Regions from separate parts of the Mus musculus genome. Here region 2 is linked to region 1. The links are chromatin loops, found by intact Hi-C in ENCODE. Cell type or tissue: heart. All regions are shown on one strand. Links, peaks and the distances in the headings refer to the core of each region. The heading gives the core; the rest is flanking DNA.

The links. Peaks named below come from ENCODE experiments on the same cell type or tissue, not always from the same donor. Only the 100,000 strongest peaks of a DNase experiment are listed, where the experiment ranks them.
Region 2: it touches region 1 in a loop (2.7-fold over the local background); 10 of 42 quality-filtered maps call a loop at or near these places.

The regions. Positions count from the first base shown.
Region 1 is chr7:90,274,890-90,285,283 of GRCm38, forward strand. No RefSeq gene overlaps it. Among named protein-coding and RNA genes, the nearest start is that of Ccdc83, 15 kb to the left of the region's middle. In heart, for the core only: a CTCF peak has its summit at 5,785 (motif pointing right); a DNase peak (open chromatin) is centred at 3,032.
Region 2 is chr7:90,503,194-90,513,587 of GRCm38, forward strand. It overlaps a transcript of Dlg2 not described here. Among named protein-coding and RNA genes, the nearest start is that of Tmem126b, 32 kb to the left of the region's middle. In heart, for the core only: CTCF peaks have their summits at 5,143 (motif pointing left) and 9,294 (motif pointing right); no DNase peak of the experiment used is centred there.

The DNA.
Region 1 (10,394 bases), core at 1,530-9,529:
TCCAGAGTTTTGACTTCGTTCTAGCATCATTTCCCAGGCTTGCTTTCTGTACCAGAGTCTGGGCCCGTGGTCAAAAATGTGCTTTCCCTACCATTTGTCCTCTGCTCGGTTTTCCTAACAGTATTTGCCAGTTGGTGGTCAACAGAGCAGCCAGATAAAAACCTTTTGCCCAGTCCCCTCATTTGACCTTGGCTTTTTTTTTTTTTTTTTTGCGAGACTTGTCATATTGAGAGAGGCACAAGCCGAGGTGAGAAAAGGATCTGGGGGAGAAAAAGCCAGGTGTGCTGCTTTTGGAAAGAGAGCGCGCACGCACGCACACGCACACACACACACACACACACACACACACACACACACACACCCCTGTTTTGTATGAACAAGTATCAAACATCTTAATACATTTTTACAAAAGAAACCACACCATCTTTTGACAACATAAATTTTAAGAACCGTGAGCACATTTGCTGTTGCATTCTCTCTCTCTGTCTTTCTGTCTCTGTCTCTCTTCTGTGTGTGTGTGTGTCATAATCTTATGTGTATGGGTGTTTTGCCTGCGTGCATGTCTGTGCACCACGTGTAGACCTAGTGTGCACATCATCCAGGTAGGCATCGGGTCCCCTGGGACTGGAGTTAGACTGCTGTTAGCTTCCATTGGGTGCTGGACCAGTGCTCTTAACCACAAGTCATCTCTCCAGCCCCTGGCTCTCATTCTTTCTGGAGCTTCATCTTCCCCTCTCGCAGTCGGTAGCCATGACATGGGGCTGCTGGGGCTGAGGCTTACTTCTTTCTCACGTTGCTTGCCTGTCTTTCCCTCTACGAGCTCAGGCATCCTGTTATTACCTCTCTGAGTCCTGCACCTCTTCCTCAGTTTCTTCATTTGGAAGAGTCCATCTTTCCTTATCATGAATCTTTTACTTCACATCATCTTGTGGAGTTAACTTCTAATTCATTTTTAACAAGTGCCCCACTACAACCATTTGGAAAGCAATTTGGTAGTCACTTATAGTGACAAATATAGTGTGTGGATGAGTGATATCACTGCTACATATTGATTCAGGAAAAATAAAAATAAGCACTCTTAGCAGCTTCGTTTCTAATACCCTCAACCTGGGAACAACAGGGACACTCAGCAGCAGGTAACTATATAAACACTGCACAGCCACACAGTGGAGTACCGCACAGCAGTGAAAAGTGGAGCAAATTAAACTGTCAGTACGTGCAATAACATGAACGATCCTTGTAAAAAACACTTATTAAAGTGAAGAATCCAGGTGGGAAGTAAAATATTATGCACAATTCTAGAAAAGGCTGAAAGCCAACCAGTGGTTGCCTAGCATCTATGAGCAGGCGTATAAGTTTCTGTTGTTGTGATAAAACATCATGACCAAGGCAGCCTCTGGAAGAACAAGCTTATTTGGGTCTACGGTTCCAGAGGATTAGAGTCTACCATGGTGGGATAAAGGCCCCGCAGCATGAGCAGGAAGCGGAGGGCTCACATCTTCAACCACAGGCATGGAGCAAAGAGAGCAAACTTGACATGGTACATCTCACCTCCAGTGACATACTTCCTCTAACAGGACCACATCTCCTAAGCCTCCCAAAGAGACTGACCAATGGAGGACCAGGCATTCAAAATCCCAAGACTATAAAGGACTTTTCTCATTCAAACTCTCACAGTGGGCTAGGGAATTAGGTATGGCAGCATCAGGAAGGGGAGAACTCTCAGGGATGAGTCTCTAGATTTTGATTGTGATGGTTGTTACAAGGATGTGTGCTTTTGTTAAAGCATGTGTGTGTGTGTGAGAGAGAGAGAGAGATATGTTATATCTATGTGTTATCTATGTGTTATGCATATGATATATATACATACATATATGAAGTGTGTATATTTCTTATTGTATATAAACTCTACTTCAGCAAAGTTAATTTTTACAAAGTCACTTCCAATTCTTTGCCCATCTCATCAGGAAATGAACCTTCCATTCCTTCTGCCTGATTCTGGTTGGTTCAGGATTGCTTCCACTGAGAGTGCACAGCCGAATGACTGTCACTTCTGGAACTGGGTCAAAGTAGATCGTGCAGATTGTTCCGGTTCTTTTGGGATACTTGCTCTGGAGGGAGTAAACTTTCACACAATCCTATCTCCTACGGGATAACCTTGCCAGAGAGTCACAGTATAGGCATTGTGAATAGTCATTCAGCGATCATTCTGTGGGCTAGAAGATGTCTAGAAACCATATTCTAGCCCACAGAATGCCAGACACATGAGTGATGTCATGTTGGACCCTCCCCTCCGGCCTCTCCATCGGCTTGGTTTTGCTGAAATGATCTCAAGCTTGTACATGAGGAACTATGGGATCAGGGGAGACCTAATAAGTTATTATTTTAAACCACTGAGTTTTAATAGTGTATTAGTTACTTATTATGGTAGAAAACTACTCTAAACATAGTGACTCATTTATTACCTCACAGTTTCTGTGAGAGAAGGAGGAGTCTGGGAGCTGTTTGAACAGTTTGAGCTCAGCGTAGCTCATGAGGTCAGATGTCGGGCAGATTCTGTATTTGCCTGGGGGAGCTTTGGGTCTAGGTGGAAAAAAACAGAAGAGTAAAGTTTCTTCACATTGAAGAACCCTTGAAGAGAGTGAGGCAAACAGACTGCCTTGGGAAACCTAGACCTGTCTTAAGGGCTGGGAGCAAGCCTAGAGGAAATGACCAAGTTGGTTTGGTGTGCTGGCTGGAGCGTGGCAGATACAAAGACCCAGTAGTGAGAGCACTGAGTCTCTAGTGACACTAAAGGCATTTTCTATGGCTAGATGATGAGACCCCAGAGGTGAGAGAGGAGTGTGATGCGGTGGAGGCGAAGCAAGCAGGAACCATCACACCAGGTCCTGTAAGTTGTGCAGAGAGAGCTTGCTTGTTGACAAAACCCTGGCTGGTGTAGAGGAGGGTGGGAGAGGTCAGGGTGAGGCTGGGTTCCAAGATGAACTTCACTGACCTCAGTTCCAGTTTTTATTTTGCTAAGGGCCTCCCATTTGGATCCTGTTTCTGGTCCACGGCGTATGGGCGGCAGTGCCTGGAAAAACCATGACTTCATCTCCCTGGCTCCACCTGTGAGCTTGCCTAATCTCTTCAGGCTTCCGTGACACAGGTGAGATGCTCACTCCCACACTGGGAGGCAGCCTATGAAAGCTGCTCCCAGCACAGCATCAGCACAGTATTAAAAGAATTAGGACATATTCATAGCTCTACCTCACATCTGGGGAATGAGGCAGAGGCAATTACAACTCTCATCTTTTCAGCACTGTATTCATTTGCAGACAGAAACATAAATAGGTATTTTTTTTAGGAATATGCCTCCCATATTAGCAAACCCAGTCTTGTGCACTATGTTTTGAAACCAGAGGAAACGGGAGTTTGTGGTCTGTTCCTTCCACCTCATGTGGATTTCAGTATACTGTTTACTTTTTACGCAGCATCCTAGCTGAGAAGACCATGGCCAATGAGCCATACTATATGCTATTCCAGTGAAATGAGATGCCCAGGAAAGGCAAATCCATGTAGACTTCTGCTGTGGGGCCTCCGTCAGGGCAACCGCATGGAGAGAGGCTGTCCAGGTGAACATAGAGAATCTAAGAGCCACTGAATGGTACAGAAGAGCAAATGCTTTTGGGTCCTGATGTTGAAAGGTCCTTCTTTGGCTCAGCTCATCTATTAGTGAGGATGGCCTTTGTTGTCAAGCAGCTATGTTGAGGAAATGCCCCCCCCCACACTCCCACCCCCGTATTGGCATGGCCAACAGTCCAAAGGATATAGTTCACCTTCATTCATAAAATGAATCCATTAGGGGTTCCTTACAGAAAGGTGGATGACTCTTGGCTGGCTGAGTTTCCCCAAAATTGCTGCTCACCCTGCCCCCACTCCCTAAGCCCCCATTTTAATATATCTCCAAGTCACAGAGGCCATGATGTAAATTTGAGTCTGGATTGCTCCCCAGTGTTAAATAAATGGTAGCTACAGACAGAGGTGGTATAAGCTACAGGCAAAACCAGACTCTGGGAAAGATGGGCACACTCCATCCTTGCCCTGAGCTAGGATTCTGCTGGCCTTGCCAAACCTGGGAGGCGTGGGTTATTTTTTATTGCATGTGCTAGAAAACAGCTAAATAGTAGTTTGCTGCAAGTCGGGGTGACTCTGGCTAAGACGGGGAGCAAAGGCAGTATTAGCCAGCCTTCATCTTTACTGCCCCTTCCTTAAGACAGATCCTCGTCTTCTGACTTGATTGAAGATCTGACTGCATGTCCCATCTAGCTTTCTTGACCCCAGTTCTTTCTCTGCATTGTGCCAGAGACTCCATCCCTTGTTTATAATCTCTGTGGCTTCCCACAGGGCCAGGAGCAAAGAGTTCCGGATGTGACTGGTAAGGCTCTTGGCCATCTTGCTTACGCAGTCATGAAAGTCACCCTGGCCCATGCTGCGGTTAACAACTGGCATCCTCTAGATGGGCATCCTAAGTTGGGGTCTGTGTGTGAGTAGCTTTATTGGGAGGTACTCTCCAAAAGTTAGGAGAATGGGGAAACAAGAAAGGTAGAGATGGCAGAGTTTGTTGATGAACAAGTTCTCTAGAGACTGGATAAAAAGGGGTTGGTTTTGATAGGACTCTGGGACATAGCTCAGTAGGCTGGGTAGTTAGGTCACACTCACCATGTGCTGGAGACTGCTCCCGAGGGTGCTGACTGTGAGATGCTTAGAGCGTGCAGAGGCCAACTATGCCCTTGTACCTCGTGGGCCAGGGAGGTCTGTAACCAGCACTGCCAGAAGTGGTTGCTAGAAGAAGCCCTTAGCTTGCATGGTGAATTCAAAGAAAAATATGTGTGTGGGAGGGCGGGGGTTGGGGGATGAGGGAGCCCACCACAACGCTCAGAACCGGCTTCTCCCTTCTGTAGTGTTCCTGGTCTTATGACAGCTGTGTGTAAAATTACTCATTTTTGGTTAGTATATTAAAATAATGGGTTTCATTGTGACATTTTGTATTCACACACACACACACACACACACACACACACAGAGATTATATACATATACACTGCCCCTGCTCATGTAGACCTGGCTCCCCTGGAACTCGCCCTATAGACCAGGTTGGCCTCGAACTCACAGAGATCTCCCTGCTTCTGCCTCCTGAGTGCTGGGATTAAAGCTGTGTGCCACAACCATCTGGCCTAAACTGGAACTCTGTATCCTTCTACCTCTACCTCCAGGTGCTGAGATTACAGACGAATCAGAGTGTGCCGGCGTGTCTGGCACTGCCTACTGGTCCCTCAATGTCTGGTGCCACTATTAACTCAAATCAAGCCAGAAGTAGACTGCCAAAGACCCCCTCATGCCTGAATGACCCCAAATGTCCTTGGAGCACAGTTGCTGAGCAGCCCACTGCATCTTGAGTATCATTGGACAACCCGGCCGGCATGATATGTCTGGAAATGAACCCTGAGTTATACCGTGAGCATCGGGCTGGCAGCCACTGAGCTGCGGAAGTGATCAGAGCATGGCCCGGTGGCTTGAAAGAGGTGCTGAGCAGTTTGAGAGTGCCCAGAGCAGGAAGGGTAGGGACCGTGACAACAGAGGAGAGTTGATAAAAGGAGCCAGGAAAGGGAACATGAAAAATCCCACAGGCCTGTCCAGTCTTCTAGGCACAAGGTCTTAAGACCCTGGGCTGAGATTTTGTAACACTGGCCACTGCTAAGGGCTAAGGAGATAACCAAAGCCCCCACAGAGACTAACAGTAGAGGGCGCCACTTCCTACTACTCCCCCAGCTCAGCTACTGCTCTCTGCTGTCATATCCCGAGGGCGACAAAGGCTCCTGGAGACAAGCAGTTGAAGTCTGTTGCATACAGGTGATTTCCATCAACTAGAACGAAACAAAATCAAAAACCTTCCAACTAGCCAGGTAGCCTGTGCTACTGAAAGTAGGCAAGGAAGGCCACACAAGGGTAAGTTCTTTGGGTCTAAAGTACGGTAATAGAGGGGACAGCACAGGGGGAGAGCTGACTGAGGGAGACTGGGCAGCCTCTTTAGTAATTTTGTATTTTTCTGCAAGCCTAAGAGCAATCACCACGTTGTGCTTGAGTTCGAGAAAACGATCTATAAAGGCAAGCAGGCTCAGCCAGTGCCGTTAGAGAGGCTTTCAGCTGTCTGGCTGTATAACCAAGAACAGGTGGGGCGGATGAGGCTGGTGTCAGAGAGATTAGCCTCCTTCTGTGAGCACCAGGGCTTTCTCAGCCCAAAGCAAGACCAAGAAAGACCAATGAGGAAAGATTGGGTTTGGGGTGAGGACTGGAGGCTGGGAGGCAAGACGGGAGGAAAGAGTGCAGAGCCAACGTGGCTAACAAACTTCTGGCCTGTGTGTGACAGTTTTGATATGGAGTCACTAGACTGGTCAGGGGCAGGACCCACTAAACTAACCAGTCTAGTGGGCAGGAGCCACGTTAGTGAGTGGATTATAAAATGTTTATGTCCTTTTTTTTCTTTTGAGACAGGGATATCTCTACATAGCCCAGACTGTCCTGGAATTCATGGTTTTTTACATGTGTCAAAATTCATGATTATTATATGTGTGAAGAAATCTTCACCATGTATCTTCCAAAGGAAATAGTTGTGTATGGCACATAGAACATTTATATCCCCAAACAGTACCTTCCTTCCTACCACCCTACGTCCACCTTTCTTCACAAATTCTGTCCCACTGACTGACCGCATTTGAGAAGAAATGCTCGATTACTTTTCATTTGCATAACTCCCCTCTCCAGGTGGTTGTTAGAAGTTGGCAGGCTTCCATAAGTATGGGGCCATGACCTCTAAGGCTTAAACCAATACTTCCCAACCAGAGTGACTTTTGTCTCCTAGTGCCCATGTGGCAATATCTATAGATGTTGAACACTGTCATGACTGAGCAGGGGGAAGCGGGCATTCTCATAAATATCCCACAATGCACAGGGCAGTTTTCCACAGCAGCTGCTCTGAGGTTAAGCCCCTGGTTTAGACAGACCAGTTACACAAGAGCCCCGATTGTTATGAGCTAGCAGAGAATGAAGGGGAAAAACTGTTGCATGTCATTTACCCGATCCACACCTGGTCCTACAAACCGCCAGAGGTTTGCTCTGAGGGAGGGTTAGCCATTGGAATGTGTCCCACCAACGTGGAATAGTGGGCTTGGAACGACTTCGGTGAGGCCCTTGCATCATCAGAATTTAATGTGATTGCAAGCAGTGTCAAGAGACATATGATTTACCTGCTCTTCCATCTTTTTTTTTTTTAAAAGGCTGTCCTAAGGATGATGTGAGAAGTGTATTGGTGTGCTAGTATTACCACAGTTAAACAATAGAATTGTAAGGTTCTCCCAGTGCCGGAGGCTGGGAGTCCAGATCTGCGTACACTCAAGGTCATGCTTGCTGAGGGCTCTTTTCCTGACTTGTGCATGACTGGCTTCTCCCTGTGTCCGTATTCATGACCCTCCTTCTATGCAAGCAGGGGAGAGAGGGCCTACACGCAAGTCACATGTAGACAGGGGTGGGGCACACAGGACTAGTGCAAATAATTATGGGATATAATGATGACTAACTTTGGTGCCTGTTTTTATTAAATGGAAAGAGAGAAAAATTAAGTTTGTTGAATACTTGAGAAGACCATTTCTAATTTACTACCTACCATACAGCAAGGAGAAAACAGGAAAAAAACAGAGTATAAACAATTTTTACAATAGTGAATCTGTGGAGTGGCTAGAGAGAAGTCATTTCTGGGAGTTAAAGTGCCGGTGTCTTTGTATTTACGTCTGTCAGCTAAGAATATATTACACAGCACTTCTGAAGGGTCTAAAGTCACCATAACACATTGGAGGCAACGATTTTTTTTTAAAGGTAAAACTAGATTTGCTTTAAATCTAATATGTAATATGTATTATATGTGTTATATTTACTACCTGGAAATGTTTTCTTTTTTTTCTGAAGCGTTGTTTGTGTTTTATGTGGTTTTCCTGCATGTAAGTATGTGCATGTACACAGTGCCCTTGGGTGTTGTAAGAGGGAGTCTGATCCCCTGGGAAGGGAGTTACAGACAGCTGTGAGCTGCCCTGTGGTTTCAGGGAATCAAGCCCAGTCCTCTGCAAGGGCAGCCAGTGCTCTGATCACTGAAACATCTCTCTCTCTCTCTGTCTCTTTCTCTCTGTCTCTCTCTCTGTCTCTCTCTCTCTCTCTCTCTGTCTCTCTCTCTGTCTCTCTCTGTCTCTCTCTGTCTCTCTCTGTCTCTCTCTCTGTCTCTCTCTCTCTGTCTCTCTCTCTGTCTCTCTCTGTCTCTCTCTCTCTGTCTCTCTCTGTCTCTCTCTCTCTGTCTCTCTCTGTGTCTCTCTCTGTGTCTCTCTCTGTCTCTGTCTCTCTCTGTGTCTCTCTCTGTCTCTGTCTCTCTCTGTCTCTGTCTCTCTCTCCAGCTCCTATACATGTTCCCCTTTCCCTTTAAAAATTGCAAGTATTTAGAGGATATTTATCAAGGTCATGGTGCATGTGTACCCTAAGAATCTTGGTGTGCTAGAGACTTATTTGTTTTTTGTCTTTTAAAAATACAGTATTTTTATTCATTCTCTGAGAACATATATGCCTTCAATATATTTTGGTAATATCTCCTCCCCCCTCAGTATTTCCTTTAATTCCTCCTAGGACCACCCTAAAAACTTACCAGTAAAGGGCCTGGGATAAAATGTTGGAAGAAGACATTACATGTGTCAGAACCCATGTTAACAGTTGATTACCATTTTTTCCTAATACATCATTATCCTCATTACAATTCACGTATCTCATAGTCCCATAACCTAATTATACATGCTAATACAGAATATATATGAGAGTCCCAGGCTGAGGTAGGGAGAACCTCTGCTCTCCACTCCAGGCAACTGAAGTTCTTTGAGAAAGCCAGAAAAGGTAGGGTTTCAGGGCAGGGGAGAATAGGACCAAGTTGAAATTCTATGTTAAGTAAAGGCTTTGGGACAGGGCAGGGAAAGGGTCGGGGGTTGGAGTGTAGAGTCTGTGTGTGGCCCCTTCCCTGAACAGGTCATTTGTTGCTATGCACTCTTGCAGGAGCAAGGTTGTCCTGCCTCTGTGTAGTCCCTTGTAGAGTTGGGGCACAGGTGTTGGTCCCCCTTGAGTATCATCCCTCGTGGGATGGCTATAGTGCCTACTCAACCTTCGTAGTTCCTTTCATCAACATGAGTTATAGGCTTGCATCTATGCCTGCCCTTGCATAGGTGGCCAGGTACCAGGCCTGTCTCTGTGATGTCTACTCCAGAGAGTGGCTCAGACCAGATTTCTATGTCACAGAACACTGTGCGTTCTGATCCAAAGTTTCTTGCCTACTCAGAGGCATTCTGTGGGCCAGATCTCAGAGTGGTCCAGTGATATCTGCTCTGGGTTCTCTCAGTAAACCAGGCAGACCAGGACCTCTGCTTCTGAGCTGAGTCCTCGACTAGCCTGCTTTCCAAAATTCCCTTTCTCTCTTTGTAACTGAGACCACTGTTTTTCTGCTAATACCCATTTCTGAGATGGCAGTTGTCCAGCTGTTGTTTGCTCCCTAGAGATCCTAGCAGTTTGTGCCTGGCTGTCACCTGCCACCTTTTTTTTCTCCCGTTTTTGTTTGTTTTATGATGTTTTTGAAAAAAAAAAAAAACTAAGCCACCAAAAACTCTCCAGAGTGATACATGAATTGTTTTTGTATTTTGGATAAGATTTGACTCCGTTTTTAAAACAAAAATACCGAAAGTATCGATTTTCCCTTAATTGGCTTCTGTTTGAGGACTTATTTCTTAGCTCTTTTCCTTCCCCCTCGGAATTTTGAGGACTTATTTCTTAGTTTTTTTCCTTCCCTCTTGGAGTTTTGCACACTGGCGTGACAAATGTGTGACAAATGGCCGTCACTGCTGAAAACTCCACTCCTCAAATTCAAATATTTGCCGAGCTTATCTATTCCAAAACTGACAGATGCTTTCTATCTTTTGTTTGCTTTTTAGCTGACGTCCCTTATATGTCTCATCTTGGTGAACTTAGGCCTCTTTCTGGAGTGACTGCTTAAGCACACTGTGACTGAATCATATATTCCAGCACGGCTCACCAGCCAGTAGCTCTGCTGTTGCTAACTGACTTACTGATTTACAAACGCTCACCATCAGTACCTGTCTTGGGTCCAAGCTGAGACCCGTGAATGAGACCCAGAGACACAGAACTGAAAGCTAAGCAATAGCCACACATACTTGAGTTTGGGGAAGAGCTCTGAGGCAGACCATCTTAGCTTTATTTCTCCTAAAAAGTTGATCTAAGACATCGTATAAAGGTAGCTTAGACCGGAAGTGATCCCAAGA
Region 2 (10,394 bases), core at 1,578-9,577, 230 kb after region 1:
AATGCTTGTGGCCTTCACGGGCACCTGCAGTCAGGTACAGATACCACATGGAGACACACACCTATACATAACTTAAAGTAATAAAATAAATATTTAAAAAAGGTGACTGGTATTTCAGGTTATTTATGTGCTGATGGGAATGACTGAAAGTATAAGAAATAATGATGATGGACCAGTACTCTGGAGGAGGTAAGAGACCCATCTATAGCAGAGGATCTTATAGAGGCATACGTGTTCATCTATAGTAACACACGATTAAAATATAGAACACTAAATCAGTATATGCTAAGAGTCTGTAGAAGGTGTTCTGACTTACAATGGACTAGGACGTACCATCAGTTGAGAATGGCTGTGGAGAAGAACTGAAGAGTTCAGAGGAGAGGAGAAATAAAGTATTCAGAAGATGTTAATTGTTGTAATTATATTTCAAGTGTATTTCTTGGGATGGCAGGTTAGAAGGAAACCAGTTTTGAAACTCAAGGACAGCTTTCACCTATATGCAAATTGTGTCCCTCTGGGGACTTCTAATGATTTGTTTTTGTGAGAGGTGAAGATACTAATTATGATGTTTTACGATATATTACCTGCTCTATGCTCAGAATGGATACAGGATTTGTATGTACAAACTAGCTTTGAAAAAGGGAAGATACTGTTTAATTTTAACCATCAGAGATGGCTCTACAGGAGAGACACAGAGACACACAGAGAGACAGGCAGACAGGGAGACAGAACATTTGAATGAAGTCAAAATCAAAGGAAGATAGTTTTCCAATTGGCCTTCTGTGTAATAGATATTGAGCCTAGAACTTTATTACTAATACCTGTGAGAAAACAGAAGCTCAGAGAGGTTATGTAACATGCTGTAGGTTACACACAGTACCTAAATGGGTTTTATATCCAGATCTAGTTGTCAATGAACCCTTTCAATAAAACACTGATTCTGGAGTGAGATAGTGGTAGTGGGTGGAATATCTTAGTACAGGGAATAGTGAGATGAAAGATGAGCACAGAGGGGGAGGAAAAAGGAGGGTGTGTGTGTGCACGTATGTGTGTCTTTTTGCATGCATGCATGTGTGTCTCTCTCCCCTCTCTCTGTGGTGTGGTCTGTAAGTGTGTGTGTGTATGTGTGTATGTGTGTGTGTGTGTGTGTGTAGAGGGAAGCAAGAATATGATTTGTATTAGAGATGCATGATACACATATTGGAAAATAAGGCAGAAAAATTGGGTTTTAATTATCTATGGGGATCAGGCCTTAAAAGTCATATGGGATGCTTGACAGTATTTTTAAGCAGTCATCAATTTAATATGGTTCTTTTTCTTTTGACAAACGGAATCATATTTACTATGTAAAGATCTGGCCAGCAGTGCATTTTTGTTTTGTGTTGTTTCACAGTTGCAGATTCATTTGGAAGACAAGACTATAAGGATACCAAAGTGGACTTTGAAATTAACATTGGATATAATGATCAATTTCTTTTGGCCGTTCATGGAGTAGATGATCACTTTACTGAATTATTTGTGTTGTGAAATTAAGAACACATCTGTAGATTAGATGAGTTAATCAATGCTTTTTCTGGGACCCCATGGTATATTTTAAACGTTTATTTTTCAGATACTGACCGAGCTTTGTCATTACTGGAGGAATACTGCAAAAAATTAAGAAAGCCTGAGGAACAGCTGTTGAAAAATGCTGTGAAAAAGGTGATGAGTATTTTCAAGAGCAGCTTATTTCAAGCCTTACTGGGTATGTATTGCAAAGATTACTTATAGCCTTAAAGGCGAGAATCAGGCTAAACAGTTTGAATAATGTCACAGATAACAAAGTTTCTCTGTTTCTGTCTCTGTCTTTCTCCATCTCTCTCTCTCTCTCTCTCTCTCTCTCTCTCTCTCTCTCCCTCTCTCTCTCTCTCTCTCTCTCTCTCTCTCTCTCTCTCTCTCTCACACACACACACACACACACACACACACACACACACACCTATGATAGTTTTTCTTTTTATTCAAAGGAAAGATCCCCCCCCACTCTTATTCTTACTTAAAAACAATTGCTAGAGAATAGAAATGAGGAATAGATTACTGAAAAAATACCAACCTTGAAAAGATACTTTGTGTGGGAAAATGGGAAGACCAATGTGCCCAGGTGAGAACTCTGAGTCTGCCGCAGTTAGGGACGGGCATCATACAGGAAGAAAGGGAGTAGCCTGTGGAACATAAACTCCCTAGAGTTCTGCTGACACCAACGTCCTCTGTCCGCAGAACAAAGTTAGAGTGAAACCCGTTGTCTCTTGTGCTTCTTTTAGGAGGGTTTAGATTCAGAACTGAAGAGTTTACTCATGAAAATTTAGTGCGTATCAATGTGTAATGAAAGTACTCTGATAATCTTAGCCTTCTCTTTAAAGATATGAAAAAAATCAAGACTGTGGTTTATTGATAGATGGCTTTATACATCTATCTTTTATACTTATATCTCTATATGTAAATAAGTATAAAAGATAGATTATAAATTGATCTCTTCAAGATGTCTTAAGAGGAAAAGCAACAAGGAAAATTAGTTATTTAACCAATCATCAATCAATATTTCCTTTAATAAAAACAACAAATGGAATATCAAGAAATTCCATTTGACACAGGATACTTTTTATTTTTCTGTTTATTTAGTTTTGTGTCAGGAACTGAGGTCAGTACTTTGTATGTGCTAAGCAACAACACACACACAAAATACGTTTGAAAAGGAGTCAGTGAGTCTATTAGACGTTGTAATCACATTTAATGCTAGCATGCATTGATAGTAAAAACAGTAATCTATGAAGCTTAGTGTTAAAATAATTTCTTTTTTATTTATTAACATGTTACTTATGTTCAATTACACATATACCAACCGATAAAACCCTTAAGATTATAGTTTCAGTATAATTTTAAAGATTATTTAGTTTTAAAGACTTGAAAATCAATTTATTGAATGTAAATAGAAGTTGAAAAGCTTTACAAAATTATTTTACCTGTGGGAAAAATAATTCCTTTCATCTATTGTGTCTGGCAAGAATTAATGACACAAGCAAATATAATCATCTCAGCTGGCATTAAATAGAAGCGACTCTAAATGGAGTCTTACAGAATTTAAATAAGCATGGTCATTAGAGAATAGTATTTTACAGAGCATTTTGAACCACAGATTTATGAATTAAGTATTAATAGTGTCATTTAGTTGATGATTCATAAAGGCCATTAACTAAATGGAAGTGCATCTAAATTGATTCACATGATGTGTTTAGTTAAGACTGGCTGTCTTTGGGGAGCTTGAGCTTTTGAGAACTGGTTTAGGAAGAATATTATCAGATGATTTTAGATAAATATACATGTTTAGAAATATAATCATTTGATAACACTATTACCTAGAGGACAAGAAGGCAGATGAGAGACTATCAACTACATTTTGCCATTGTTTTAACTGAGGGATAAATATCTTGGCAGAGAGCCTATAGTGTGTCTGGAATTTCTCTAATAGATCTAGAAAAGGCTGCTACGTAATAACCTGCATAGCAAGTTGCTCTGGCTGGCCCTTTAAAGTCAGTTGGTCACATAGACAGCAGAGGAATGCTAGCTCTGACTCAGTCAGAGAGATGCACCTAACCCGCAAGAGGCTGGAGGTCCCAGGGTGTGGGGAGGTCTGGTGGGGTGGGAGTGGGAGGTAGGGACATCCTTGTGGAGACTGAGGGAGGAGGCATGGGACGTGAAACAGTTAGAGGGTGGACGTAGAGGGGGACAAAGTCTAAACTGTAATATATATATGTTATATATGTAATATATGCATATGCATTAATTTGAAAAAGTCAGTTGGTATTAAAAGCAAGTACAAAGAATGGAGCATCATACAGCAAAACACAATTTTCTGTTGAACTCTATGTGGGAAGCAAAGTATTGGCCATTAAGTTATTATTATGGACCACTTCACTGTGTATTTTTCTTAAGGTCTCCACATGTGTCCTGAGGAAGATTCTCATCTTTCTAAAAGCTTAGACAGACAGCCATTGATAAATAAGATATTTTTTATTGTCTATAACTTGATTTCTCCTCCCTCCCTGTACCTCTCTTTGTTACAAATAATGAAAGGTTGTGGCTTTAACCATTGGTCTAATATTCATATAGCCAAGGCATTGAAATAATACCATGAATACCTAGCTAATTTCATAAACAGGACTCATAATGCCAAAAGCCAACACAAATGGATGATGGAGTGAAATGCTATTCTGAGGTCTTTGCTGCAATATTTCCACGTGACCAGGAAACCAAGCCCTTCATAAATACACGAGGAACATCACTTTAGATATAAGTATTTTTTGGTAGTCTTTCATCATTTGCTTAAAATGTTCTCCCTGAGACAACAGTAATGCTTTTTAAAATTTTAAACTGTAATTTTATCAGTTTATAAGGGTAATATACATTTTAGAATATTTTTGAATAAAGAAAGTAAAGGAATATAAAAAAGCAATGGTAAGATAGTTTAGCTTGTGGTAAACAGCGGGGCAAGCCTGGAGCATGGTGAATTGCCTGGTGGCCTTTCTTCCTTGCCTCTCCAGTTCCTTTGTGATTTGCTTTGAGTTCTCATTCACCAGAAGCTCACACTGGAATAAAGTACTTTGAAAGCTAACAATATATTTTTTCCAAACATATAAAGAACATGACGTATTTACATATGACATATGTAAATATATCCATTTTTGCATTTATATAGATAATTCTCTACTTTCTTAAAATTTTGAGAGAAAAATGAGTAGCAAAAGATAAACAACTTCATCCAAGACAGTATGTTTTATTTTACTTGTCTATGTATTTATTTGCTATGCTTAGCAGAAGCACAGTAGCCTGTACTGCCCATTCACAAGCACAGTGCAGTTGCAAAGATATGTTCTTTGCTTGAGTATGCTGGTGACTATTGTTAAAATATCTACAAAGGGAAATTAATAAAACAATCGAGAATACGTCCATTATGTTTAAAGGATAAATATACTAACTAATGAATGCTCCAGTGTTATAGCTTCAGTATAATAAAAAAATGTTAAGTTTTGAAAAATAGAAAATCAGTTTACTTTCAACATGCTAAAAGCTACATTTCTAGATGTTATGGTGACATCTTGTGGTCTGCTCAGAAAAAAAAAATTATCCAATAGATTATCACAGTTTGTAGTTGTTACACTGTCGGCACTTTCCAGAGTGTGAATACAATTCATAGTGTGAATCTTTAATATTATTAATAAGTGTTTAATAACTTTGATTCATAATAGTAAACAATCATTTAAAAATATTTGTTATGAGCTAGAGAGTTTTTCTAGGCAAAATAAAAAGTACTGAACTGTATGAGACAATGTTTCCTTTTATGAGCAAATGAAGATGAAGTAGGAAACAGAGATGTTATATAGTTGCTTAATAATTTATAATGGTGTTATGGCTAGAAATAAAAATGTATGAGAGTTTTTACCATGTGTTTGTTTGAATTTAGAAATCTGTATAATCACATTATATCAATTCTTTGTGTGTGTGTGTGTGTGTGTGTGTGTGTGTGGTGTGGTGTGTATTCATGTGTGTGCACATGGAGAAGCCAGAGGAAGATATTGGATGTTATGATGTATAATCCTGCTTATTTTCTTGAGGTGGGGTCTCTCACTGAACTTGGAACTATGTTGTCAGGTGGCAAACCCAGAAACCCTATCTCTATCTACCCTTTGGGGTTGCATACCCTCATAGCCGTGCAGGAATTTTATGTGGGTTCTTGGGATTTGAATTCTTTTAGCCTGTGCTGCTATCTTCTGAGCACTGCATTATACTAACTCTTATGTAATATTATTTCAAAGTAAGACCTACTTAAACATATTATGGCTGTAACTATGAATTATGTGTATTTTTGTCATCTGACCATCAAGAAATCAAGACATTTTATAAGATTACAGTGAATGGTACAAGTGTTGTACAATTATATGACTTTAGATTAGCTCCACTCTAATCTTTCAGAGCAAGTCCTCACACTGGCTTTTGTGTCAGCAGCACCAATCACACATCAACGGGTGTAGCTTTGTGTCTCACCTCAAAAACTACTAAATCACAGACTCAGAATTAGGGCTCAGCAAATAGTGTCTTAATAATGCTTTTGGATGATTTTGAGGCATGCCAAAAGTGTGATCTAGGTGCTTAGAAGTATGGCCTTTCAGAGAAATTAACATGGTGTTTGAATGTTACCCATGAACTTGGAAGAGAATGGTATTTCTTTTTTCTTGCATATTGTAAACATTTGGTTTAGTTCTTTAACAAGATGAGTGAACTTTTAACATTCTTAAGTCTATTGAGAATCCATAAATTTACAGATATTATGGAATCAAGTTTCTCTTTAAAATAAATAGCATTCTGAAATATTTACATGATCCTGCCTTTAGATATTAAATGATGGTTTCTACCTGTGTTGCTGTGAATAGAGAAAAGCAAAGTTACCTGGAGATTCTTCTGTTAGGTCATATGCAAAAGGTGCACTCACTGGGCAATACTTGCATGTGCTCCAGTGGAACAAAACTGCATATTATGGATTTTCAAATAAGTCTTGAAATTTTCATTATACTTATTTGTGTGTGTGCATGTATGTGTATGTGCATGTGCATGTGTGCACTGGCACATGTGCCATAGCAAGTACGTGGAGGTCAGAGAATAAATGTGAGAACTGGCTCTCGCTTTCTGCCTTGCAGATCCTTGGAATCAAACTCAGGGTGTGAGGCTCCATGGCGAGTGCTAAGTCACCTCTCTTGCCTCTCCATTAAGTATTTATTGGTTAGCACAGGGAATGCTATATTCTTGGATGCTAAAGCCTATGGTGGCTCTTTGCTTTTTTACTCATTTAAATAAATCAATTAGGGATATTTAAGTTATAACAATCTGAGTAATAATAGTTCACAATGTATTTATGAAGTTTCACTTAGTTACATAGACATGTACGAAGTCCAAATTGAGGACCTTAGGGGAAAACTGGCCCCTAAAGTCAAAGTAGTATTAATACATATGTACAAATGTCGTCAGTATGTAATTGATAATTAGACTCTAGGGGTTGAAACAAAGTGCTACAGGAGTTCAGAGAAGCCTGAGTGACTCTAGAGTGATGCTGGAAAGGGATACTTTGTTAAACCCAGCTCTTGTCTCTGATAGGACTGGCTCTAGAGGAGAGGCCAGAGAAGGGTATTTTTCTCATCCATTCAATAATCCATTTATAAGACATTACTGGGACACTGTGCAAGCTTCTCTTATACATGCTTTAGAGACAAGAATTAAATGAAATTTTTTTTCCATTTTTTATTAGGTATTTAACTCATTTACATTTCCAATGCTATACCAAAAGTCCCCCATATCCACCCACCCCCACTCCCCTGCCCACCCACTCCCCCCTTTTGGCCCTGGTGTTCCCCTGTACTGGGGCATATAAAGTTTGCAAGTCCAATGGGCCTCTCTTTCCAGTGATGGCCGACTAGGCCATCTTTTGATATATATGCAGCTAGAGTCAAGAGCTCCGGGGTACTGGTTAGTTCATAATGTTGTTCCACCTATAGGGTTGCAGATCCCTTTAGCTCCTTGGCTACTTTCTCTAGCTCCTCCATTGGGAGCCCTATGATCCATCCATTAGCTGACTGTGAGCATCCACTTCTGTGTTTGCTAGGCCCCGGCATAGTCTCACAAGAGACAGCTACATCTGGGTCCTTTCAATAAAATCTTGCTAGTGTATGCAATGGTGTCAGCGTTTGGATGCTGATTATGGGGTGGATCCCTGGATATGGCAGTCTCTACATGGTCCATCCTTTCATCTCAGCTCCAAACTTTGTCTCTGTAACTCCTTCCATGGGTGTTTTGTTCCCAAATCTAAGGAGGGGCATAGTGTCCACACTTCAGTCTTCATTCTTCTTGAGTTTCATGTGTTTAGCAAATTATATCTTATATCTTGTGTATCCTAGGTTTGGGGCTAATATCCACTTATCAGTGAATACATATTGTGTGAGTTTCTTTGTGAATGTGTTACCTCACTCAGGATGATGCCCTCCAGGTCCATCCATTTGGCTAGGAATTTCATAAATTCATTCTTTTTAATAGCTGAGTAGTACTCCATTGTGTAGATGTACCACATTTTCTGTATCCATTCCTCTGTTGAGGGGCATCTAGGTTCTTTCCAGCTTCTGGCTATTATAAATAAGGCTGCTATGAACATAGTGGAGCATGTGTCCTTCTTACCTGTTGGGGCATCTTCTGGATATATGCCCAGGAGAGGTATTGCTGGATCCTCCGGTAATACTATGTCCAGTTTTCTGAGGAACCGCCAGACTGATTTCCAGAGTGGTTGTACAAGCCTGCACTCCCACCAACAATGGAGGAGTGTTCCTCTTTCTCCACATCCACGCCAGCATCTGCTGTCACCTGAATTTTTGATCTTAGCCATTCTGACTGGTGTGAGGTGGAATCTCAGGGTTGTTTTGATTTGCATTTCCCTGATGATTAAAGATGTTGAACATTGTTTCAAGTGCTTCTCTGCCATTCGGTATTCCTCAGGTGAGAATTCTTTGTTCAGTTCTGAGCCCCATTTTTTAATGGGGTTATTTGATTTTCTGAAGTCCACCTTCTTGAGTTCTTTATATATGTTGGATATTAGTCCCCTATCTGATTTAGGATAGGTAAAGATCCTTTCCCAATCTGTTGGTGGTCTTTTTGTCTTATTGACGGTGTCTTTTGCCTTGCAGAAACTTTGGAGTTTCATTAGGTCCCATTTGTCAATTCTCGATCTAAATGAAATTTTTATAAACAATTTATATTTATAGTTCCTGGAAGTGATACACAAGAAGAATGGAGGCTTCGATGGGTGAGAAAGAGGCTTAACTTTAAATGTGCAAATTTCTTTAGGAAGTGGCCCTCGAAATGCTGAAAATTATAGAAATTCTATGACAATTAATGGCACTTTAGAAAGTGGGTATGACTGAAGATGGATTTTGATATTTACACCTTTAAAAATGCCCTTTGTATGCTGGGTAGGGAGTCTCACTGGATCCAGATCTTTACAGTAGAGAATAGAGTGTGAAGCATCAAACATGGCTCAGACAATTGTTTTAATCACCTTTGTTAAATAGCTATCATCTGGGTGAGAGTCATTGAGTGTCTCATGCCTGGAAAGATAGAACATCTCCTGTTTGATGCTTTGGATCAATTACTATCAAGAGGTTTCAATGCCATTCTTGGTTCAGGACTTTTGTGTATTACTGCAAGATTTATGTCACCAGATGGCACCATTTAACTAAAGTTATGTGCTTGGGCTGCTCATAAAGTGGTTGCTGCTTGGATTTGTTCTATAGCTGAAACAGGGGAAAAATTACTCTGATGGTATATGAGACTTATCTTAAAGAGAGTCTAACCCAGTGTTTTTTGGAAGCATGACAGAATCTGGTGATTTCTTTTTGGTATGTAGTGGAAGAAAACTTGAAGCTGGTCTCCACCGTCAGTATGTGGCAGTTGGGAGAAAGAATACTATAAGTTTTTTCCTATTTGGGTTTTCTATAGATAGTATACTCATTTTATTAATATTATACCCATGAATCATTTGGCTGCTGAAATATTTTCAGGGAGTATATATATATATATATATATATATATATATATATATATATATCCATATGTACATATACATATATGTATACTAAACAGAAAGACAATATTTTTTATTATTATCTTTAATCATTTTTTTTACAGTCCAGTTATTATCCCCCTCCCATTCCACCCTCTGACAGTTCCCCATCCCATTCCTCCTCTCTCTTCTCCAAGAGGATGTCTCCACATCTCTACACTCCCACACCCTCTTACACCCTGCCAGGCCTCCCTGGGACCTCAAGTGTCTCAAGGGTTAGGTACATCTTCACTCATTGAGGACAGACCAGGCATTCCTCTGCTGTATACGTGTTGGGGGCTTCATATCAGTGTCTGAGATATCTCGGGGGTCCAGGTTAGGTGAGACTGCTGGTCTCCCTATGGGGCTGCCCTCCTTCTTAGGTTCTTCCAGACTTTCCCTAATTCAACCACAGGGGTCACTGACTTAAGTCCATTGGTTGGGTGTAAGTATCTGCATCTGTCTCAGTCAACTGCTTATTGGGCCTCTTGGAGGACAGCCATGCTATGCTCCTTTCTGTAAGCATCAGTAATAGTGTCAGACCTTGGAGCCTTCCCTTGAGATGGGTCCCAATTTGGGCCTGTCACTGGACCTCCTTTCCCTTAGTCTCTTCTCCATTTTTGTTCTTGCAGTTCTTTTAGACAGGAACAATTCTGGGTCAAAGTTTTTGACTATGGGGTGGCAACCCCATTCCTCCACTTGATTCTCTGTCTTTCTACTGCAG